Linked DNA regions of Homo sapiens: region 1 is linked to region 2. A link is an interaction called in ENCODE POLR2A ChIA-PET data of the cell type or tissue named here. Cell type or tissue: OCI-LY7. All regions are shown on one strand. Each heading gives the region's core, and the rest is flanking DNA. Links, peaks and the distances in the headings are about the cores only. Region 1 has its middle 6.0 kb from the start of PLK3. Region 2 overlaps ARMH1 (armadillo like helical domain containing 1).

Region 1 (10,827 bases), core at 3,900-8,899, 98 kb before region 2:
TTTACCATGCTCCAGGCCACATCTTCCGCTACCCACTTCTACACTCTTGAGGGGCAAATTTCGGGTTCCTCCGGGGTCCGCAATTCCCTTCCTCTGAAAATACCCCCGGGCCTGGGTCAGCAGCCAGAGGCCAGAAAGTGAATGGGAATTGGATTTTCTTTTTTCTTTCTTTCTTTCTTTTTTTTTTTTTTGAGACAGAGTTTCGCTCTTGTTGCCTAGGCTGGAGTGCAATGGCGCGATCTTGGCTCATCGCAAACTCTGCCTCCCAGGTTCAAGCGATTCTCCTGCCTCAGCCTCCCGAGCAGCTGGGATTACAGGCATGCGCCATCACACCCGGCTAATTTTGTATTTTTTTTTTTTTAAGTAGAGACGGGGTTTCTCCATGTTGGTCAGACTGGTCTGGAACTCCCAACCTCAGGTGATCTACCCGCTTCGGCGTCCCAAAGTGCTGGGATTACAGGCGTGAGCCACCTTGCCTGGCTGGGAATTGCATTTTCTCAAATGCTAGACACGGGCACTTGGGCAGCTAGTCTCTGGACCACGTGGACCCCTAGACCCCTGCGCAATGCCCACCCTTCCCAGGGCCAGAGACAGAGGCCCAGGACCACAGGCCTCCTGGCCTTGTCTCTCACCTCTCTGCCCTCCCTCTGTGCCAGCCAATCAATTACCATGCCATTCCTCAAAGATTTATTGAGAGCATCTGCTAAGTGCTGGACACTATCTCGAATAAAACTAATCAAGCTTGCAGCCCTCATTTAGTTTACATTCTGCTTGATGGAAACAGACAATAGGCAAGCAGATAAACAAGGTAATTGCAGGCTGTGAAAAGTGCTATGAAGGAAGAATAAACAGAAGAGCAAATGAAGAGCCTACTTTAGAAAGAGTAGCCAGGAAAGTCAACAAATATTTGCTGAGTACCCAATTTGTGCCAATTTTACCTCCCAAATAGCTCTGATATCTATCCCCTTGGCTCCATCTTCCCCTCACACCCTGGCCTGGGCCACAGTCTCTCTTGTCAGGATGATTGCCACAGCTCCTTGCTGCTCTCCTGGCCTTTGGTCTCATGCCCATTTCATCCCCTCCATATGCTATTAGAGGGATCCCACCCAATCCCTCATCAGACTCACGAGGGCAAACTTCTCCAACCTTGTCCTTCATGACCACTGAAGGGAGACCCACGATAGCCTCAGATGTGGAGAAATACTAGTAGCCAAAATTACTGAGGGGGAGTTGGGGATAGGGATGGGCAGGAAGACCCTAAGTGCCTGCTCAAGAGTCTGGTCTTTATCCTTATAGGTCAGCAGTCTTCCAGAGGGGAGATGGTGGTGGGGCTAGAAAGGACAAATCCCCAGGGTAAATGGATCTGAGGCATTTAGAGAGTCAAAAAGGCATATTCAATTTTGCACCGTTATTTATTTTGTTTTGTTTTGTTTTGTTTGTTTTTTGAGACAGAGTCTTGCTCTGTTACCCAGGCTGGAGTGCAGTGATGCGATCCTGGCTCACTGCAACCTCTGCCTCCCCGGTTCAAGCGATTCTCCTGCCTTAGCCTCCAGAGTAGCCAGGATTACAGGCTCGTGCCACCACGCCCAGCTAATTTTTGTATTTTTTAGTAGAGACAGGGTTTCACCATATTGGCCAGGCTGGTCTCAAACTCCTGACCTTGTGATCCACCCACCTCGGCCCTCCCAAAGTGCTGGGATTACAGGCATAAGCCACTGTGCCTGGCCCAAAATTCGTGTATATATATATATATATATATATTTTTTTTTTTTTTCTTTTTTTTTGAGACAGAGTCTTAAAAAAAAAAGAATCACTTGATCCCAGGAGGGGGAGGTTGCAGTGAGCTGAGATCGTGGCACTGCATTCCAATCTGGCAACAGAAGGAGACTCCATCTAAAAAATAATAATAATAATAAAATAAATAAATTTTGGGGCCGTGCAGTGGTGGCTCATGACTGTAATCCCTGCACTTTGGGAGGCTGAGACAGGCAGATCGCTTGAGTCCAGGAGTTTGAGACCAGCCTGGGAAGCATAGTGAAACCCCCGTCTCTACCAAAAAAATGCAAAAATTGGGCCAGCCGCAGTGGCTCATGCCTGTAATCCCAGCACTTTGGGAGGCCGAGGCAGGCAGATCACCTGAGGCCAGGAGTTCGAAACCAGCCTGACCAATGTGGTGAAACCCCGTCTCTACTAATAATACAAATATTAGTCTGGCGTGGTGGCACCCACCTGTAATCCCAGCTACTCAGGAGGCTGAGGCAGGAGAATCGCTTGAACCTGGGAGGTGGAGGTTGTAGTGAGCCAATATCGCCCCATTGCACTCCAGCCTGGGTGACAGAGTGAGACTCTATCTCAAAAAAAAAAAAAAAAAAGTTAGCTAGGTGGGCATGGTGGCAGGCGCCTGTAATCCCAGCTACTCTGGAGGCTGAGGCAGGAGAATCGCTTGAACCCAGGAAGCAGAGGTTGCAATAAACCAAAATCACGCCACTGCACTCCAGCCTGAGTATGACAGAGTGAGACTCCATCTGAAAAAAAAAATACAAAATTTATCAGGGCGTGGTGGCTCACGCCTGTAGTCCCAGCTACTCAGGAGGCTGAGGCATGAGAATCACTTGAACCCAGGAGGTGGAGGTTGCACTGAGCTGAGATCACACCACTGCACTCCAGCCTGGGTGACAGAGAGAGATTCTGTCTCCAAAACAAAACAAAACAAAAATTAGCTGGGTGTGGTGGTGCATGCCTGTAATCCCAGCTACTTGGGAGGCTGAGGTGGGAGAATCACTTGAGCCCTGGAGGTCTAGGCTACAGTGAGTCATGATCATGCTGCTGCACTCCAGCCTGGGAGACACAGAGCTTGTCTCAAAAATATATATAGGGCCGGGCGTGGTGACTCATGCCTGTAATCCCAGCACTGGGAGGCCGAGGCCGGCAGATCACCTGAGGTCAGGAATTCGAGACCAACCTGGCCAACATGGTGAAACTCCATCTCTACTAAAATACAAAAATTAGCCGGGCATGATGGCAGGTGCCTGTAATCCCAGCTACTTGGGAGGCTGAGACAGAATTGCTTGGACCCGAGAGACAGTGGTTGCAGTGAGCCGAGCTCGTGCCACTGCACTCCAGCGTGGGTGGCTGAGCGAGACCCCATCTCAAAAAAATATACATATATTTATATGTATATATTTTTAATATATATTTATATATTTTTATATTATATTTATATATCTTTATATATTTATATATTATATTTATATATCTTTATATATTTATATATCTTTATATATTTATATATCTTTATATATTTATATATCTTTATATATTTATATATTTATATATCTTTATATCTTTATATATCTTTATATATGTTTATTTATATATATTTATATATGTTTATATATTTATATTTATATATTTATATATATTTATATATTTATATTTATATATTTATATATATTTATATATATTTATATATTTTTATATATTTATATATTTATATATATTTATACATTTATATATTTATATATATTTATATATATATTTATATATTTATATATATTTTTTATATTTATATTTATATATTTATATATATATTTATATTTATATATTGTTATATATTTTTATATATATTTATATTTATATATTGTTATATATTTTTATATATTTATATATTGTTATATATTTATATATTTATATATTGTTATATATTTTTATATATATTTATACATTTATATATTTATATATATTTATATATTTATATATATTTTTTATATTTATATTTATATATTTATATATATTTATATTTATATATTGTTATATATTTTTATATATATTTATATTTATATATTGTTATATATTTTTATATATATTTATATATTGTTATATATTTTTATATATTTATATATTTATATATTTATATATATTTATATATATATTTATATATATTTATATATTTATATATATTTATATATATTTATATATATTTATATATATTTATATATTTATATATATTTATATATATTTATATATTTATATTTATATATTTATATATTTATATATATTTATATATATTTATATATTTATATATTTATATATATTTATATATATTTATATATTTATATATATTTATATATATTTATATATTTATATATATTTATATATTTATATATATTTTTATATATTTTTATATATTTATATTTATATATATTTATATATTTATATATATTTTTTATATATTTATATATTCATATATATTCATAAATACTTATATTTATTTATTTATATATGTATATATGTATATATTTATATATTTATATATATTTATATATTTATATATATTTTTTATATATTTATATATTCATATATATTCATAAATACTTATATTTATTTATATATTTATATATTTATATATATTTATATATTTATATATTTATATATATTTTTATATATTTATATATTTATATATATTTTTATATATTTATATATATTTATATATATTTATATATATTTATATATTTATATATATTTTTATATATTTATATATATTTATATATATTTATGTATATATTTATATATTTGTATATTTTTATATATTTATATATTTATATATTTTTATATATTTATATATATTTATATATATTTTTATGTTTTTATATATTTATATATATTTATATATATTTATATATTTTTATATATTTATATATATTTATATATATTTATATATTTATATATATTTATATATTTATATATATTTATATATTTATATATATTTATATATTTATATATATTTATATATATTTATATATGAATTTTGGAAGGGGGCACAGTTCTGCCCATAATGGCCTCTTAATTATATCACCAAGTCTAGCAAGATCTAACACACTGTGTTTTTTTGTTTTTTTGTTTTTGACAGAAGGTTTCACTCTGTGGCCCAGGCTGGAGTGCAGTGGCATAATCATGGCTCCCTGAAGCCTCGACCTCCCTGGCTCAGGCAATCCCCCCAACTCAGCCTCCCAAGTAGCTGGGACTACAGCTGGTGCATACCACCACACCCAGCTTTTTTTTTTTTTTTTTTTTTTGAGACAGAGTCTCGCTCTGTCACCCAGGCTGGAGTGTAGTGATGCAGTGACAGGATGGCAGATCACTGCAACCTCCGCCTCCCAGGTTCAAGGGATTCTCCTGCCTCAGCCTCCCGAGTAGCTGGGATTACAGGCACGCACCACCATACCCAGCTAATTTTTTTTTTTTTTTGAGACGGAGTCTCACTCTTTCGCCCAGGCTGGAGTGCAGTGGTGCCATCTCGGCTCACTGCAAGCTCCGCCTCCCAGGTTCACGCCATTCTCCTGCCTCAGCCTCCTGAGTAGCTGGGACTACAAGCGCCCACCACCGCGCCCGGCTAATTTTTTGTATTTTTAGTTGAGACGGGGTTTCACTGTGGTCTCGATCTCCTGACCTCATGATCCACCCGCCTCGGCCTCCCAAAGTGCTGGGATTACAGGCGTCAGCCACCGCGCCCGGCCTTTTTTTTTTTTTTTTTTTTTTTAAGGCAGAGTCTGGCACTGTTGCCCAGGCTGGAGTGCAGTGACACAATCTCAGCTCACTGCAACCTCCGCCTCCCGGGTTCAAGAGATTCTTGTGCCTCAGCCTCCTGAGTAGCTGGGGTTACAGGCCCCCGCCACCACGCCTGGCTAATTTTTGTATTTTTAGTAGAGATGGGTTTCACCATGTTGGTCAGGCTGGTCTTAAACTACTGACCTCAAGGGATCCGCCTGCCTCGGCTTCCCAATGTGCTGGGATTACAGGCATGAGCCACTGAGCCAGGCCAGTTGTTCATTTTTTCAACAAACGTTTTCTTGAGCAGCCTCTATGTGTCAGGTCCTGTGCTGCACCCTGGCGTGACCTGTCGGTAGGACAAGGACACTGGACTGTAATTAGTGCTAAGTGGTGAAGACAGACAGGGTATAGAGGTGGCCTATGGGAGCCCAGAGGTGGGATCACACCCAGTTTGGGGAATGTACGTAGGCTGAGATTTCTAAGTTGAAACCTGAGAGCTGAGGAGGAGTTAGCCAGGAACAGTAATGGACAGGAGGAGAAAGTATTCCATAAGAGGAACCCTGTGCTCCTTAAGGCATGGAGTGAGAGCTGTTGGTCCTTGAAAAAGCTGAAAGTTCAGAGTAGCTGGAGGAAAGGGGAAGGGTGACTGGAACAGTCCAGGGGCCAGAACTCCAAAGGCTTTGCAATGTGTGTGGAGGAGTGAAGGTCTACTTGCCCCTTCCCCAATTTGCCAAGTTCCCAAGCTGACCTAAGTTTTGAATTTGGTGAGTTCAGGTGAAGTCTGACAATATAGCCAGGGAGTGGGTCTGGAAAGTTAGTGGGAAGGAGGGGCCAGGACAGGCTCCTTGCAAGAGAAAGCTGATTTGCCCTCCTGGCCTGGTTCCCTAGAGCCTCCTCCGCAAAGCTGAGGAGCTCCTGCCAAGCACGTAGGTGCTGAGCCTAAGACTGGGTTCCCTTCTCTTCCCAGGCTGGGATTTAAGGTTGAGCTCAGGCTGTCTGATCCATGGCCATGTTACCTCTCTAATCTCTGCCACACAGGACCCTAGCCAGGGGCCACTACTCAGGCACAAAATGAAATCCCATCTGGCCTTTCTTGCTGTTGTCTTGTGGCTTCCTCAACTGGCTGGGTGGGCCCACACCCAGGCTGGGGCTGTGAGCTTATTATCTTGTCTTCCTCTTCTGTCTTTTGTTGTTGTTTGTTTGTTTGTTTGTTTGTTTGTTTAGATGGCGTCTTGCTCTGTCACCCAGGCTGGAGTGCAGGTGGTGCAATCACAGCTCACTACAGCCTCGACTTCCTGGCTCAAGCGATCCTCCAACCTCAGCCTCCAAGTAGCTGGGACTAGAGGCATGCGCCACCACACCCGGCTAGTTTTTTGTATTTTTTGTAGAGATGGGGTTTTGCCATGTTGTCCAGGCTGGTCTCGAATTCCTGGACACCGTGCTTGGGCCAGAATCTCTTGAGTGTCAGGTCACAGAGGCCAACGGAGGAGGGTCAAGAACAAGAGATGCCAGGTAAGGTTAGGACTTGGGAAGGGCTATTGGCTTCAGCAATAAGGAGATGGCAGGTGTCCTTGGTGGGTGCAGAGGTGGAAGGGATAAAGCCAACCTGAAATAAGAGATGTGCTGATAGCCACGGTAGCACTTCCCACTCACCTGGTGCTATTGTGAGCACTTTATACTATTAACTCACCTAATATGCGCAACGACTCCATGTGATAGGCATTATCATCCCCGTGTTCCCATGGGGAATTTTTTTTTTTTTTTTTTTGAGATGGAGTCTTGCTCTGTTGCCCAGGCTGGAGTGCAATGGCATGATTGGGGCTCACTGTAACCTCCACCTCCCAGGTTCAAGCGATTCTCCCACCTCAACCTTCTGAGTAGCTGGGATTACTGGCTCCTGCCACCAAGCCCGGCTAATTTTTGTATTTTTAGTAGTGACAGGATTTTGCCATGTTGGTCAGGCTGGTCTCGAACTCCTGACCTCAAGTGCAATGGCATGATCTCGGCTCACCGCAATCTCCACCTCCCAGGTTCAAGCGATTCTTCTGTCTCAGCCTCCGGAGTAGCTGGGATTACAGGCATGTGCCACCATGCTCAGCTAATTTTGTATTTTTAGTAGAGATGGGGTTTCTCCATGTTTGTCAGGCTGATCTCGAACTCCCGACCTCAGGTGATCCGCCTGCCTCGGCCTCCCAAAGTGCTGGGATTACAGGCGTGAGCTACCGCACCCGGCCTCTCATGGGGAATTTAAAAGGTTCAATGGCTTTCCCAAAGTCACAAAGCTTGGTGACTTTGGTGACCATGGTGAAGCATGGACTTGGGAACCTGGGCAGTGTGGCTCCGGAATCCATTTCACTGCCAAGCCATATAACCACTTCTCAGCTGTGAGGAGGGGACAGGGGAATGGGTGGGCAGGACCAATAGGGAGGGAGAGGAGAGCTGGAGGATAAGGAAAGGTGGGGCAGGTGATTTATGGGCTGAGTGGTTCCCTCTCCTGCACCATAAACAAAGGGACTGGTCAACAGCTGAGAAGGAGATAAGGTGATTCAGGAGGTAGGGACTGGGTGGGCCTGGGGACCGCCCTCTTCCTCTGGCAGAGGCTTCAGGTCACGTACTTTTATCCCGGGCTCTGTGGGAAATTCACAGACCACAGGGCTGGGAACAAGCAGAGGTGTGAGGGCCACAGGTGCGGGTGGCGGTGCAGGATTGAAATGCAGCCAGCTGGTCTTCCTGGGGTAGAGCTGTCAGGGAGACACGGCCTGAGCTCCTGCACTCCCAGGACCTGGCTTTCCAAGTCCTAGAACATCTTTAAGTGGTAAGCAGCCCAGATGCTCTAGGAAAGCCACAGATCAGAGCATGAGAATGAACTGCCTGGCCATGATGCCTGAGGCCCAGGAGCTGGCATCTCACCCTCCCCAGGTCAGGTCCTGGACACACACAGACACACACACACACACACACATACTCTCTCTCTCTCTCTCTCTCTCTCTGAGTCCTGTTCTTTCCTCATATTGACATCTCCCATGGAGAATGTAACGCCAGTCAGGCCATGAGTAGTTTTCCAGATCTTGGCTCATCTGGGAAATCTCACAAAATAGCAGGGGTGGGGTGGGGGACCAGATGTCTTTCATCTTAAAAGGGAAGAGAGAAATGGAGAACAAAAGAGGGGGTGGAGGGAGGCAAGAAGGAGGGAAGGATGAGAAGAAAGAAAGAAAAAGAAGCTTGCTTGGTTTCAAGTCCTCCCCAGCTTTTTCTTTTTCTTTTTTTGTTTTTGTTTTTGTTTTGAGACAGGGTCTCACTCTGTCACCCAAGCTGGAGTGCAATGGCTGTATCATGGCTCACTGCAGCCTCAAACTCCTGGGCTCAAGTGATCCTCCCACCTCAGCCTCCCAAGTACCTGGACTATAGGCACACACCACCACACCCAGCTAATTTAAAAAAATTTTTTGTAGAGACAGGTCTCACTATGTCGCCCAGGCTGGTCTCAAACTCCTGGGCTTAAGTGATCCTCCCACCTCAGCCTCCCAAAGTGTCAGGATTACAGGCATGAGCCACTGTAATCTAGCTTTACCTAGATGAATCAGATTCAAAACTGTTCTCAGGTGTCTCACAGGCTAGAGGGGAGATCTCCCTGTAAACAGATCATAGACCACTGTGATTAACTGCTGCAAGAGAGAAAACCCAGAGGGTTTTGAGGAGTAACCTGGGGAAGATCATGGAAGGCTTCCTAGAGGGTGCTCTGAGCCACATCTTGAAGGAACAGTTACAAATGAGCTAGGCATATACACCTACTATGCACTCACAAAAATTAAAATTAAAAAAAAATTTTATATGAGCTAGGCAGAGACTGGTGATGAGGGTAGAGGTGGGTAAGTCTCAGAGGGCCTTGTGTATTCAGCTTAAAAGCCAGGATCCAGCACTGTTTGGTCTGGGGCAGGTTAGCAGGACATGAAGAAAAGGTCTCTGCCTCCTCATTTCTCAGGGACTGTCTGGCTTGGAAGGCTTGGTAGGCAAGACTGGACCAGTCGTGGGAAACCAAAGAGAACAGATTCAAATTTTCATAGTAACAGCAGCCCAAGCCAACCACCCACAGTGCTTTAGGCCATAGGCATTGTTTCTGTGAATACTCAAAATTGCCCCATGAGGTTAGGCGTTCTTGATTCTGATTTGCAGAGGAGGAAACTGAGGTTCAGAGAGATTAGGTAACTTGCACAGTTACAAAGAGCTGGGGTTCAGACCCAGGTTTGTCCAATTCCCAAGCCTGTGCTCCTAATCACCTCTCTATGCTTCCTATCTTTAGGAAACTTGCAGAAGAGAACCAGCTCACAGTGTAGGGGGAGGAGCTTCCCAAAACAAGACAGAGGCAGGACCACCACTCTTGGGATTTTTCAGTGTTCACTTACCTCAGCACTGGGAGGGTAAGTAAGCTGCCAATTCTCTTCCACTTTGAGGTTCTATTTCTTTTCTTTTCTTTTTTCTTTTTCTTTTTCTTTTTTGAGACAAAGTTTTGCTCTTGTTGTCCAGGCTGGAGTGCAATGGCATGATCTCGGCTCACCGCAATCTCCACCTCCCAGGTTCAAGCGATTCTTCTGTCTCAGCCTCCGGAGTAGCTGGGATTACAGGCATGTGCCACCATGCTCAGCTAATTTTGTATTTTTAGTAGAGATGGGGTTTCTCCATGTTGGTCAGGCTGATCTCGAACTCCCGACCTCAGGTGATCCGCCTGCCTCGGCCTCCCAAAGTGCTGGGATTACAGGCGTGAGTCACAGTGCCTGGCCTTTTTTTTTTTTTTTTTTTTTGAGACAGAGTCTCTGTCACCCAAGCTGAAGTGCAGTGGCACAATCTCAGCTCACTGCAACCTCTCCCTCCCGGGTTCAAGCGATTCTCCCATTGAGATTCTATTTCTTTTTCTTTTTCTTTTTCTTTCTTTCTTTTCTTTTTTTTTTTTTTTTGATTACCCAGGCTAGAGTGCAGTGGCACGATCTCAACTCGTTGCAACCTGCGCCTCCCCAGGTTCAAGCAATTCTCCTGCCTCAGCCTCCCATGTACCTGCTGGGATTACAAGTTCGTGCCACCACACCCGGCTAATTTTTGTATTTTTAGTAGAGACAGGGTTTCACCATGTTGGGCCAGGCTAGTCTCGAACTCCTGACCTCAAGTGATCCACCTGCGTTGAGGCTGCCCAAAGTGCTAGGATTACAGGTGTGAGCCACCTTGCCTGGCAGCGGAAGTTCTATTTCTATCAGCGCCTTAGGTATTACTTCCTCCAGAGGTGAA
Region 2 (11,293 bases), core at 2,199-7,198:
CTCCCGCTTTATGGATGAAGACACTGAGGCTTCGAGAGGCCATGGGGTAGACAGGCAGGAGAACCTTGATGAGAATGCAGGGTGGGAAGTGCTTTGAAAAAGGGAGATGTTCGTCAGGCGTTGTGGCTCACGCCTGTAATCCCAGCACTATGGGAGGCCAAGGCAGGTGGATGGCTTGAGTTCAGGAGTTCGAGACCAGCCTGGCCAACATGGTGAAACCCTGTCTGTATTAAAAATACAAAAATTAGCTGGGTCTGGTGGCACGCGCCTGTAGTCCCAGTTACTGGGGAGGCTGAGGCAGGAGAATCGCTTGAACCCGGGAGGTGGAGGTTGTAGTGAGCTGAGACCGTGCCACTGCACTCCAGCCTGGGCTACAGAACGAGACTCCAACTCAAAAAAAAAAAAAAATAGAAAAAGAAAAGGAAAAAGGGAGATGTGGGGGATGGCATCTCTTTTACATGCCTCACTTCATGGACTATATTAAAATTATTGAGGGTGCGGTGACTCATGCCTGTAATTCCAGTACTTTGGGAGGCCGAGGTGGGTGGATCGCTTGAGCTCATGAGTTTGAGACCAGCCATGGCTAACATGGCGAAACCCCGTCTCTACTAAAAATAACAAAAATTAGCCAGGCATGGTGGCGCATGCCTGTAATTCCAGCTACTTGGGAGGCTAAGGCATGAGAATTGCTTGAACCTAGGAGGCAGAGGTTGCAGTGAGCTGATATTGCGCCACCACACTCCAGCCTGGGCGATAGAGTGAGACTCCGTCTCAAAAAAGAAAAAAATAAAAACTATATTATTTACTTTTCTCACCAGACTCTAAACTGTCTGAGGACAGGGATTATATTGTATTCATTTTTGTATCCCTAGCACCTGGCATATACCTAGCACACAGTAGGTATTCAATAATTTTATTTCAAATTTATTTTATTTCCTTTTTTTTTTTTTTTTTTTTGAGACGGAGTCTTGCTCTGTAGCCCAGGCTAGAGTGCAGTGGCGCGATCTCGGCTCACTGCAATGTCCACCTCCCGGGTTCAAGCGATTCTCCCACCTCAGCCTCCCAAGTAGCTGCCATTACAGGTGCGTGCCACCATGCGTTTGAATTTTTTTTTGTATTTTCAGTAGAGACGGGGTTTCACCGTGTTAGCCAGGATGGTCTTGATCTCCTGACCTCGTGATCCGACTGCCTCTGCCTCCCAAAGTGCTGGGATTACAGGCGTGAGCCACCGCGCCTGGCCTAATTTTTGTATTTTTAGTAGAGAGGGGGTTTTGCCATGTTGGCCAGGCTGGTCTCAAATTCTGACCTCAGGTGATCCACTCGCCTTGGCCTCCCAAAGTGCTGGGATTACAGGTGTGAACCACTGCGTCTGGCCTTCAATTTTATTTCTTGAGTTATTCATAATTCAATTTCTTTTTTTTTTTTTTGAGATGGAGTTTCACTTTTGTTGCCCAGGCTGGAGTGCAATGGTGTGATCTCAACTCACCACAACCTCTGCCTCCTGTGTTCAAGCGATTCTCCTGCCTTAGCATCCCAAGTAGCTGGGATTACAGGCCCCGACCACTGCACCAGGCTAATTTTTTTGTATTTTTAGTAGAGACGGGGTTTCTCCATGTTGGTCAGGCTGGTCTCAAACTCCTGACCTCAGGTGATCTTCCTGCCTTGGCCTCCCAAAATGCTGGGATTACAGGTGTGAGCCACCGCGCCCGGCCTCATAACTCAATTTCACAAAAGATATTGGGCCACAGCTCAACAAATCTTTGAATGGATGCCTGAAAGAGGATATATTTAAAAAGGAGAAGTATTTCTAAAACCACTACTGAAAAATGTGAGCAAATGATGAATCAGGAGAATCATAAATCTGGGTCTTCCAGTGGTGACATGGACAGGAGCACAAAAAGCTTCCTGTTCAACCAGTTTCATGATGTGTTTTTCCTATAGCAGTGGTGGGTTCTGCCACCATGTCATTCAGGCCCCTAGGGAGACACATCTTGTCACACACAGTACCCACCATAGCTTTCACAAATGAGTTCCTTGTATGTCCTGCCAGAGTTCGCAATAACCTGAAGTAGTTTGACAGATTCCTTCTTGGCCTCCTCCTTGATCTTCTCTAGCCCAAGTATTTCCAAGAGGGTTAGGACACCTCCAACCTCAAGAAATTCTATAAGGTACCGATTACTGTCCAGAGGGATAGAAAAGTAGAAATAAAACTCTTGTCAAGTTCCTTTGCACTGAGCTTTCAAAGAGATCCCAAGGTCCCCTCTTTACATACTTTGCCCTCCTATCCAGGAAATGTCCATAGGTAAAGTGATACGAGTGTGGAAATTCTTCCTTCCAGCAGGAAAGACTGGAATTACATACTAGGGACAGTTCTTGGTTTTGCCATTCCAGCATCTCTTCTTCTTCTTGTAATACCACCTCAACTGTCACTTGGGGAATCACCCCTCTGCCACTCATGGGCCATGTAGTTTTGGTGGGGTGAGGAGGTGACAGGGTATGTCACCCTTCTGACTGCAGAAGTTCGTTTGGGGCTGGGCATGGGACCTAAATTGGTCCAATGAGGCTCAAAGCCTGGGACTTTCTTGGGAAGCTGTGGAAAGGATCTGCTCTGTTTTTGGTATGTCTAGAGCTCCTGAGGACCATGGCATACAGAGGTCTATGAACACAGAGGAGAAGAGACAGAAATGGGGGAAAAGACAGAGAAGGAGGCCAAGTACTGATGACATTGTTTGAGCCCTGGATCTAGTTAGGGCTGAAATATGTATTTCTACCCTCTGGGTTTTTCCAGTTAAGTGAGCCACTAATTTTCCTTTTTCTGAGTCCAATATGAGTTGGTTTTCTGTAATTCACAACCGAGAGGGTGCTGACTAGTGAAGCGCCACTGGAGAGAAAGGGATGGGGGAGCAACTAGAGCAGGAGCCCGGTGGACATTACCTCTGGGCCCATCCCAAGAGCTACAAGGAACCCACTGCTAACAGGAATCCGTGGCCCTGGGTGGTGTGAATGCCAAAGACATCATGAGCCTGAGATGCCACTGAGACCCCCAGAATCACGCTAGAACAGAACTCACCTGCTTACAGCTGATAAGAAGATGCCAATGGACCTGAGAAGCTTTTCTAAACATGAGTCAGTCATATAGCTGTATGACACGTTAAAGAGTGAGTTTCAGGGTGGTTTTTCACACAGAAGCCAGAGCCCGTGCCTGATCTCTGGTACCACCCCGGGCCCAGGGTGGCCAAGTAGCTGAACTGTGCCTCTTTACCCTGAGAGGAGCTACCAGCGGAAGGGGAAGTGGCAGTACACACAGGGTTGGGGGAAGAGGGTGCTGGCTGTTCACTGTTCTCCAGGAAGCTCCTCTGTGGCAGTTCAGCCACCTTGGCTCTTACAGGCTTTCTAGGGAACAAGGAGGCTCTGATGAATTAAGGGTCCCTGGAGAAGGCTGGGGGTCAATATCCCAAAGCTCTCTAAGCCATGCCCATTGCATCCTTGGTGTCAGCATAGTTCATGACTTTGTGCCTCATTCTTAGATTTCCCTAAAAAGAACCAGCTTCATCATTAATTCTCAATTTTTGTACTTGTTCAAAGTTTTACACTGGAGGTCACTATCCTTATGAAGAATTGGCTTCCTAATAAGAATAATAGGAGATGGTGGAAAAATTAAACTCTGATTTAAAACAACCTCAGTATTTAATGTTATTTTTTAATGTGAGTCTTTGCAAAAAGCCTCATTATAATAAAGTACCCAAAGCACGCATCAGCTCAGATACAAGGTATGAAATCAAGCCACAACAGAAAAGGAACCAGTCAACAATTACTAGGCTCATAACACATCAGAGGCTCTTAGAACACTTAAGAAATTAGCTGAAATTACTGCAGCTCATGGAGGATGACTGAGAGCTTCCAAGGCTGATAAAGGCTAATGTAATGGTTTGGAGGTAATGGTGCTTTGTTTGGGCGGGGGGTGTGTGAAGCAAATTATCTCTGCTGCACCCTGGTTCCCAGGATGCCAATAGAAGTAGAGACAGATTGGCTCATTAGGAAAGGCTCTTTACTGCAAAAATAGTGTTGGCTCTGGAGCCAGGCTCCCCTGCCTCTTGCTGCCATAGTTGGGGCCAGGCAGCAGCCCACACGGTGGTCTTTTTATTCCTACATTGTCCCCACCCTGCTCCCTCAACTTCTGCCCCTGTTCCTTCCTCAGTGCATTCTCCCCTTTTTCTTCAGGCTAGGCTGGCCAACTTTTGTTTCTGTCACCTTCTGTTTCCTCTGTCCTGGGCTAGTCTTTTTTTTTTTTTTTTTGAGATAGGGTCTCACTCTGTTGCCCAGGCTGGGGCACAGTGGTGCAATCACAGCTCACTGTAGGCTTGAACTCCTGGGCTCAAGCAATCCTCCTGTCTCAGTCACCTGAGTAGCCGGGACTACAGGCACGTGCCACCATACCCAGCTATTTTTTTTCTGTATTTTTTGTAGAGACAGGGGTCTCGCTATGTTGCCCAGACTAGTTTCGGACTTGTAAATTCAAGCAGTCCTCCTGCTTCAGCCTTCCAAAGTGTTGGGATTACAGAGGTGAGCCACCATGCCAGCTTTATTTTTTGTTTGTTTTTTTCTTCCTTTTTGTGGAGAATGGAGTTTTGCTATGTTGCCCAGGCTGGTTTTGAACTTCTAGGCTCAAGCGATCCTCCTGCCTCTGCCTCCCTTTAAGTATTGAGATACTGGCGTGAGCCACCACACCCAGCTAGTCTTGTTTTCATAGTCACTCACTATACATATTTCTGGTCTATTATTTCCAGGAATTAGTTCCAGAACACATGGTTTGAGTCCTGGATCTAGAGAACAGGGGATGAAGGAGCAATGTTGGGGCCACAAGATCAGCAGTTGCTAACAAGTACCAGCTCCTATTGTGTGCGGGGCACTGTGCTAACTGCTTTGCTTGCATTGTCTCAAATAATCCTCACCATGGCCCTCCAGTGGGTGCTATTAGCATTTCCATTTACTTCCTGAGTAACATGAGGTAACAATCTCAGGTCAATAACTTGTCCAAGGTCCCACAGTGAACTGCTGGAACCGGGATTTGAACCTAGGCAGTCTGACTAGGATTCTAACTCTTACTGTTAGGCCTTCTGGCTTGTAGACAAATGGAGGGAGGGCGCTTTGCAGATGAACTCCCAGTGTGGTGTCGCAGGTGGAGCTGTGGTCTGCACGGTCCACTGAGTAGGAGACATGATGGTGTATAGGCTTTCGGACAGACACCCGGTTCTAACTTTATCTCTACCATGTGCTAGTAAATTACTCAACCTTTTCAAGGCTCATCTTTCTTATCTATAAAATGGAATAATACCAATCACCTATTAGGCTGGGTGTTAGGCCCAAATGACATAATATTTGTACAGTATATATCTCAGTGCCTAGAACATAAAAAGACTCAATAGGCTGGGCCCAGTGGCTCACACCTGTAATCCCAGCACTTTGGGATCCCAGCACTGAGGAGGGTGAATCACTTGAGGTCAGGAGTTCAAGACCAGCCTGGACAACATGGTGAAACCCCGTCTCTACTAAAAATATAAAAATTAGCTGGGCACGGTGGTGCATGCCTGTAATCCCAGCTACTCGGGAGGCTGAGGCAGGAGAATCGCTTGAACCTGGGAGGCGGAGGTTGCAGTGAGCCGAGATTGCACCACTGCACTCCAGCCTGGGCAATAGAGTGAGACTCTGTCTCAAAAAAAAAAAAAAAAAAGAAAAAAAGAAAAAGACTCAATAAATGGTAACTAATTTTATCATTTAATACATAAATCCTTAGTTTTACTGATCTATTCTGAAAGTTCAAGGTTGAAAAAAGGGTTTAGGCTTATTGGGACTATGTGGTAGTCAATTTTGCAAAAAATAATGATGCTGTGATGCTATTATATTGACTTGTTTTCCTCCAAAATCCACCATAACTGGAGGGCTGAGTAGGAGAAGTGGGTTTGCTAATTCAAAACACTGTTATCACATCACGCAGTCTATTTTATCTGTTGTACGACAAGGCTGCAAAAAGTTAGGGAATTATGAATAATTCTAGGTGTAGAACACTGAATCTACAACTGTTCAGTAAAAGCATGGTTCATTCATTTAGTAAGCACTGACTGAGTACCCACTAAATTTTAGGCACTATGATTGGCACTTGAGAAATGAAGAAGAATGATGTAATGCCTAATGTAATAAGTGCAATGACCAAGTAAAAAAGCACAGAATGCTCAGACACACTGACATTTAAGTGGGGGATTGGAGTGGGAGAGATCCTGCAATAGCAACTGAGAAACAGCGGGAAAAGGTAGAAGAGAGGACAGCTTAAGAGGGGGCAGTGGTCAAGCAAGGCCAGGACTAGGGTGAGGTGAGGGAGGCACTTGCTTGGGGTCTGAAATTAAAAGGGGCACCAAAAAACTCAGTAATCACATAATATTTCAATGCACTATTTAAAACAATCAAATTAATATAAAAAGTCCATGATGGGCCAGACATGGTAGCTCACACTTATAATCCCAGCACTTTGAGAGGTCAAGGTGGGAGGGTTGCTTGAGCCCAGGAGTTTGAGATGAGCCTGGGAAACAGCAACAGCAAGATCCTGTCTCTACAAAAACATAATAAAATTAGTTGGGGATGTGGTGGTGCATGCCTATAGTCCCAGCCACTTGGGAGGTTGAGGTGGGAGGATGGCTTAAGCCCGGGAGGTTGAGGCTGCAGAGCTGTGATGGCACCACTGTGCTCCAGCCTGGGTGACAGAGTGAGAGTGAGACTCTGTCTCAGACAACAACAACAACAAATCCATGATGAGATGAATAAGACATCACAGTGTTAAATAGACAGGATCTGACCCTGCACCTGTACCACCCTGGCTTACTCATCTCACCCTGTGGCCAAGTGGAAAATATTGTTCAGTAAGACAAGGAAGGAAAAAGGAACTCTAGATTTGGCCACAAAGCTAGGGACTTGGTGAGGCTAGTGTCATGAGTTGTGGGGACAGGAGCCAGGTTATAGGCAGCAATGTTTCTCAAAGCATAACCCGGGGACCACTGGCACTACAGCCACACAGAGTACTTGTTAGAAATAAGGGTCCAGGGTTCCACCCTCAATCTACTAAAGCAGAACCTTGGGAGTGTGGGTGGATAGGTAACTGGTAATCTGCATTTTAAACCTCTTTTATGCACAATAATATTTGAGAACAGACTGGGTGTGGTGGCTCACACCTGTAGTCCCAGCACTTTGGGAGGCTAAGGTGGGAAGATCGCATGAGGCCAGGAGTTTGAGACCAGCTTGGGCAACATAGCAAGACCCCGTGTCTAAAAAAATTTTAAAAACAGAAAAATTAGCTGAGTGTGGTGGTGCACGCCTATAGTCCTATCTGCTTGGGAGGCTGAGGTGAGAAGATCCTTTGAGTCTCCAGGAGTTTGGGGCTGCAGTGAGCTATGATTGTGCTGCTGTACTCCAGCCTGGGGAACAGAGGAAGACCCTGTCTCAAACAAACAAACAAACAAAAAAAGAACATTTGGGTAAACCTACAGATGTATTCCATGGTTATTCCCTTTGGCCTGTGTTACAGGCCTGAGTCTGAAAAATAATTTTATCAATAACTTAAATGTAAGAAAGAGAGCAGTGTTTACTTAAACCTTTAATTCTTCCCAGCTGCAGATGCTGGGTCATTCATTCCTCTACTCAGCAAACATGTGCCAGGCATTGTGCTACATGTTAGAAATATAAAGATAAGTAGAACAGATGCGATTCTTGCCCACTGGATCTAAAATCCAGTGGGGGGAAAGAGAGATATTAAGCAGGTAATAACAATAAAATGTTATGATTATTAAGGCAGAGGAAGTCTATGAATATATATAAGAAGGGAACCTAAGCTAGCCTGGGACTCAGAAATGGGCTTCCTGAGAAAGTGATGTTTAAATTGAGACCTGAATAATAGAGTAGGAGTTGGTCAAATAAGGAGGGGGTTTATTTATTTTTATAGAGATGAGGTCTTGCTCCATCGCCCAGGATAGAACACAGCGGTGTGATCATAGCTCACTGCAGCTTCAAACTCCAAGGCCTAAGTGATCCTCCCTCCTCAGCCTCCCAAGTAGCTGGGATTATAGGTGTAAGTCACTGTGCATGGGTCAAGGAAGGGGTTTAGAGAAGGCGAGAGGGTTCAGGCAAGGACAGAAATATACAATAAAAGGGTCTGAGATAAATCTGTAGAGTGCTATGGGCACACAGAGCAGGAATATCCTCAAATCCTCCTATAACTTGAACTATCACCTTGACGGTGACCAGATCTGTCTTTAGCCTTGACCTGCCTCCAGGGATCCTGAGCACAGACATCTCAAACTCAACATGTCCCAAAACAAGCTTATCTACCCTCAAGCTTACTCCTCTTCTTATGTTCTCTTCCACATAATGGCACCATATTCCCCTAGTTTACTAAGTCAGATATGTGACACTCATCTTGTGGCATATGAGTGAAGATGGATATATGGGTATGGAATAGTTGGATATATAGGTATGGAACTCAGATTCAAGAGAGAAATTTGGGCAGGGATACTTATTTGAAAGCCCTCATACAAGAGTGGTGTTGAATCTTGACAATGAACTAGTCCCTCAGGGAGAATCTGAGAGTGAGTAGAGAAGAGGGACGAGGATGGAATCCCAAGGAACAGCATTTAAGGGGTGGCTGAAGAAGAGCGGGAAATGCATAGACACCAAGATAATCGGTATCAGAGAAACCAGGAGTGTTTTGAGAAGTGGGAAAGGTTGATTGACAAATGCCACTGAGAGGTCACCTATAAGGACTGAGGATGCAGTCCCTGGGTTTTGCAACTGGAAAAACATGGGTAACCTTAGCAAGACCTGCATCAGTGGAGTGGGAGGCACCGAAGTCAGATGGCAGCAAGTGGAGAAAAGGGAGGAGAGGAAGTGGAGACAGGGAGACTCAACAACCTTTATTTTTATAATTTTTAAAAAATGTTTTGAGATGGAGTCTGTCTCTGTGGCCCAGGCTGGAGTACAATGGCGCGATCTTGGCTCACTGCAACCTCCGCCTCCCGGGTTCAAATGATTCTCCTGCCTCAGCCTCCCGGGTAGCTGGGATTACAGGCATGTGCCACCATGCCCAGCTAAGTTTTGTATTTGTAGTAGAGACGGGGTTTCCCTTGTTGGCCAGGCTGTCTCAAACTCCTGACCTCAGGTGATCCGCCCACCTCGGCCTCCCAAAGTGTTGGGATTACAGGCGTGAGTCACCGCGCCCCGCCCCTCAACAACCTTTTCAAGAAGCTTCACTGGGCGCGGTGTCTTATGCCTGTACTCCCAGCATTTTGAGGTCAGGAGTTTGAGACCAGCCTGGCCAACATGGTGAAACCCTGTCTCTACTAAAAATACAAAAATTAGCCAGGTGTGGTGGTACATGGCTGTAGTCTCAGCTACTCAGGAGGCTGAGGCAGGAGAATCACTTGAACTGGGGAGGCAGAGGTTGCGGTGAGCTGAGATTGTGCCATTGCACCCCAGCCTGGGCCACAGAGAGAGACTCTGTTTCAAATAAACAAACAAACAAAAGAAGCTTCACCATGAAGGGCAGAAATTGGGGTTGGGTGGAATATAGATTTGAAACAGGGATTCAATTTTATTTTTTAAAGTAGAAGAGATTTCAGCATATATAAATGCTGAAAAAACGCTGGTTATGAGGCAAAGGTGAAAGCTATAGGAGAGAAAGAATAAGGAGATAGGAAAGGGTTCAAGTGCAGTACAAATAGAGGATTAGCCCTAGACAGAAGGTATACCTACTTCAACTCTGATGGGAGCAAAAGAGGTTAGGGGTGAGAAAGAAATACAATTATAGGTTGGGAACACAGGAAGCTGAGAGAGTTCTTGACTCTAAGGATTTTTTTTTTATCACTTTTTTTTAAACACCAGATGTCTGTTCTAAAATATCAGAATCAAGAGAAAACCCCTTTGACAATCTCCTCTCCTTTTCATTTTTGAAGGCTGCCTAATTTTTGTTTGTTTGTTTGTTTTGAGACAGAGTCTCACTCTGTTGCCCAGGCTGGAGTGCAGTGGCATGATCTCGGCTCACTGCAACCTCTGCCTCCCGGGTTCAAGTGATTCTCCTGCCTCAGCCTCTTGAGTAGTTGGGGTTACAGGCACCTGCCACCACGCCTGGCTAATTTTTGTATTTTTAGTAGAGACAGGGTTTCACCATGTTGGTTAGGCTGGTCTCGAACTCCTGACCTTGTGATCTGCCCACCTTGGCCTCCCAAAGTGCTGGGATTACAGGCGTGAGCCACCGTGCCCGGTGCCTAATTTTTTTTTTTCTGTTCAGTAAAGGATACGTGATTCTAAGCGAGGTGGTCAAGCGTACCAGGAACAAACTGGCTCCCTGGGAAAACTCCTGCTCCAGTTCAGGGGCAGTCTTGCCTTGGTTGGTTTCAATGAACTTGTCGAGGATGTGACTCCTTGCGACTTTGCCAGCGTTGTCCCACTCCTGTAAAAAACTTAAGAGCCTGCTAATTGCTGCCTGCTCCTTTATAGAAGTCATGATCAATCAGTCCTGAAGTTGGCTACAGAGGGAGGGAAAAGAGACAGGTTACCGGAATGTTTAGAATCATGCAACTCCATTATTTTTCTAGCAATCAACTGCAGGCAGGGTGTGGCTTTATCATGCAAATGGATGTAGTTATGCGCAAAATATACTCTAGAACTGGTCACCTGCTGCTTGAACAGGGAGGCTCTAGCTGGAGTGTAATGGGATTAAGAATATCAGTGTGCTAAATGTCTGCTCTTTAAGAACTAAAATTTTAGCTCTTTGGCGTCCCTACTGATGCCAGCAACTAAAAGACCAGAGCATCCAGCTGAGATAAAAGTGCTTGCCAAGGCCGGGCGTGGTGACTCATGCCTATAATTCCAGCACTTTGGAAGGCCCAGGCAGGTGGATCACCTGAGGTCAGGAGTTTGAGACCAACCTGGCTGACATGGCGAAACCCTGTCTCTACTAAACATACAAAAAATTACCTGGGCGTGGTGGCAGGCACCTGTAATCCCAGCTCTTGGGAGGCTGAGGCAGGAGAAATCCCTTGAACCCGGGAGGCGGGTTGCAGTGAGCCGAGATCGCGCCACTGCACTCTAGCCTGGGCGACAGAGTGAGACTGTGTTAAAAAAACACAAAAATTAAAAAAAGAAAAACAAGAAACAAACAAAATCTGGGCCTCTCTTGTGGCTTACTTCATACAGGGTCAGAGGCTTGAGGTCTTGAGAGACATGGCCTCCCTCTTATGCCAATCACCTAAGT

What was found. ChIA-PET counts read pairs that join two places held together with the same protein. Peaks named below come from ENCODE experiments on the same cell type or tissue, not always from the same donor. Only the 100,000 strongest peaks of a DNase experiment are listed, where the experiment ranks them.
Region 1: POLR2A ChIA-PET joins it to region 2 with 5 read pairs; 6 of 35 experiments call an interaction of 5 or more read pairs at or near these places.

Annotation. Positions count from the first base shown.
Region 1 is chr1:44,788,918-44,799,744 of GRCh38, reverse strand. It overlaps a transcript of BEST4 not described here. Among named protein-coding and RNA genes, the nearest start is that of PLK3, 6.0 kb to the left of the region's middle. RefSeq lists enhancers at 1-11, 1-364, 6,001-6,690, 7,383-8,074. In OCI-LY7, for the core only: a CTCF peak has its summit at 5,883; DNase peaks (open chromatin) are centred at 4,889 and 5,884.
Region 2 is chr1:44,688,948-44,700,240 of GRCh38, reverse strand. ARMH1 (armadillo like helical domain containing 1) reads right to left here. Exons shown (of 12, transcript NM_001145636.2): 2 at 10,338-10,565; 3 at 3,071-3,139; 4 at 2,012-2,178. The coding sequence starts at 10,543. All of the region lies in intron 4 of LOC105378690 (a long non-coding RNA gene), which reads left to right. Among named protein-coding and RNA genes, the nearest start is that of ARMH1, 20 kb to the right of the region's middle. In OCI-LY7, for the core only: a CTCF peak has its summit at 5,146; DNase peaks (open chromatin) are centred at 3,300 and 5,170; H3K4me3 peaks cover 1,352 bases; H3K27ac peaks cover 3,482 bases.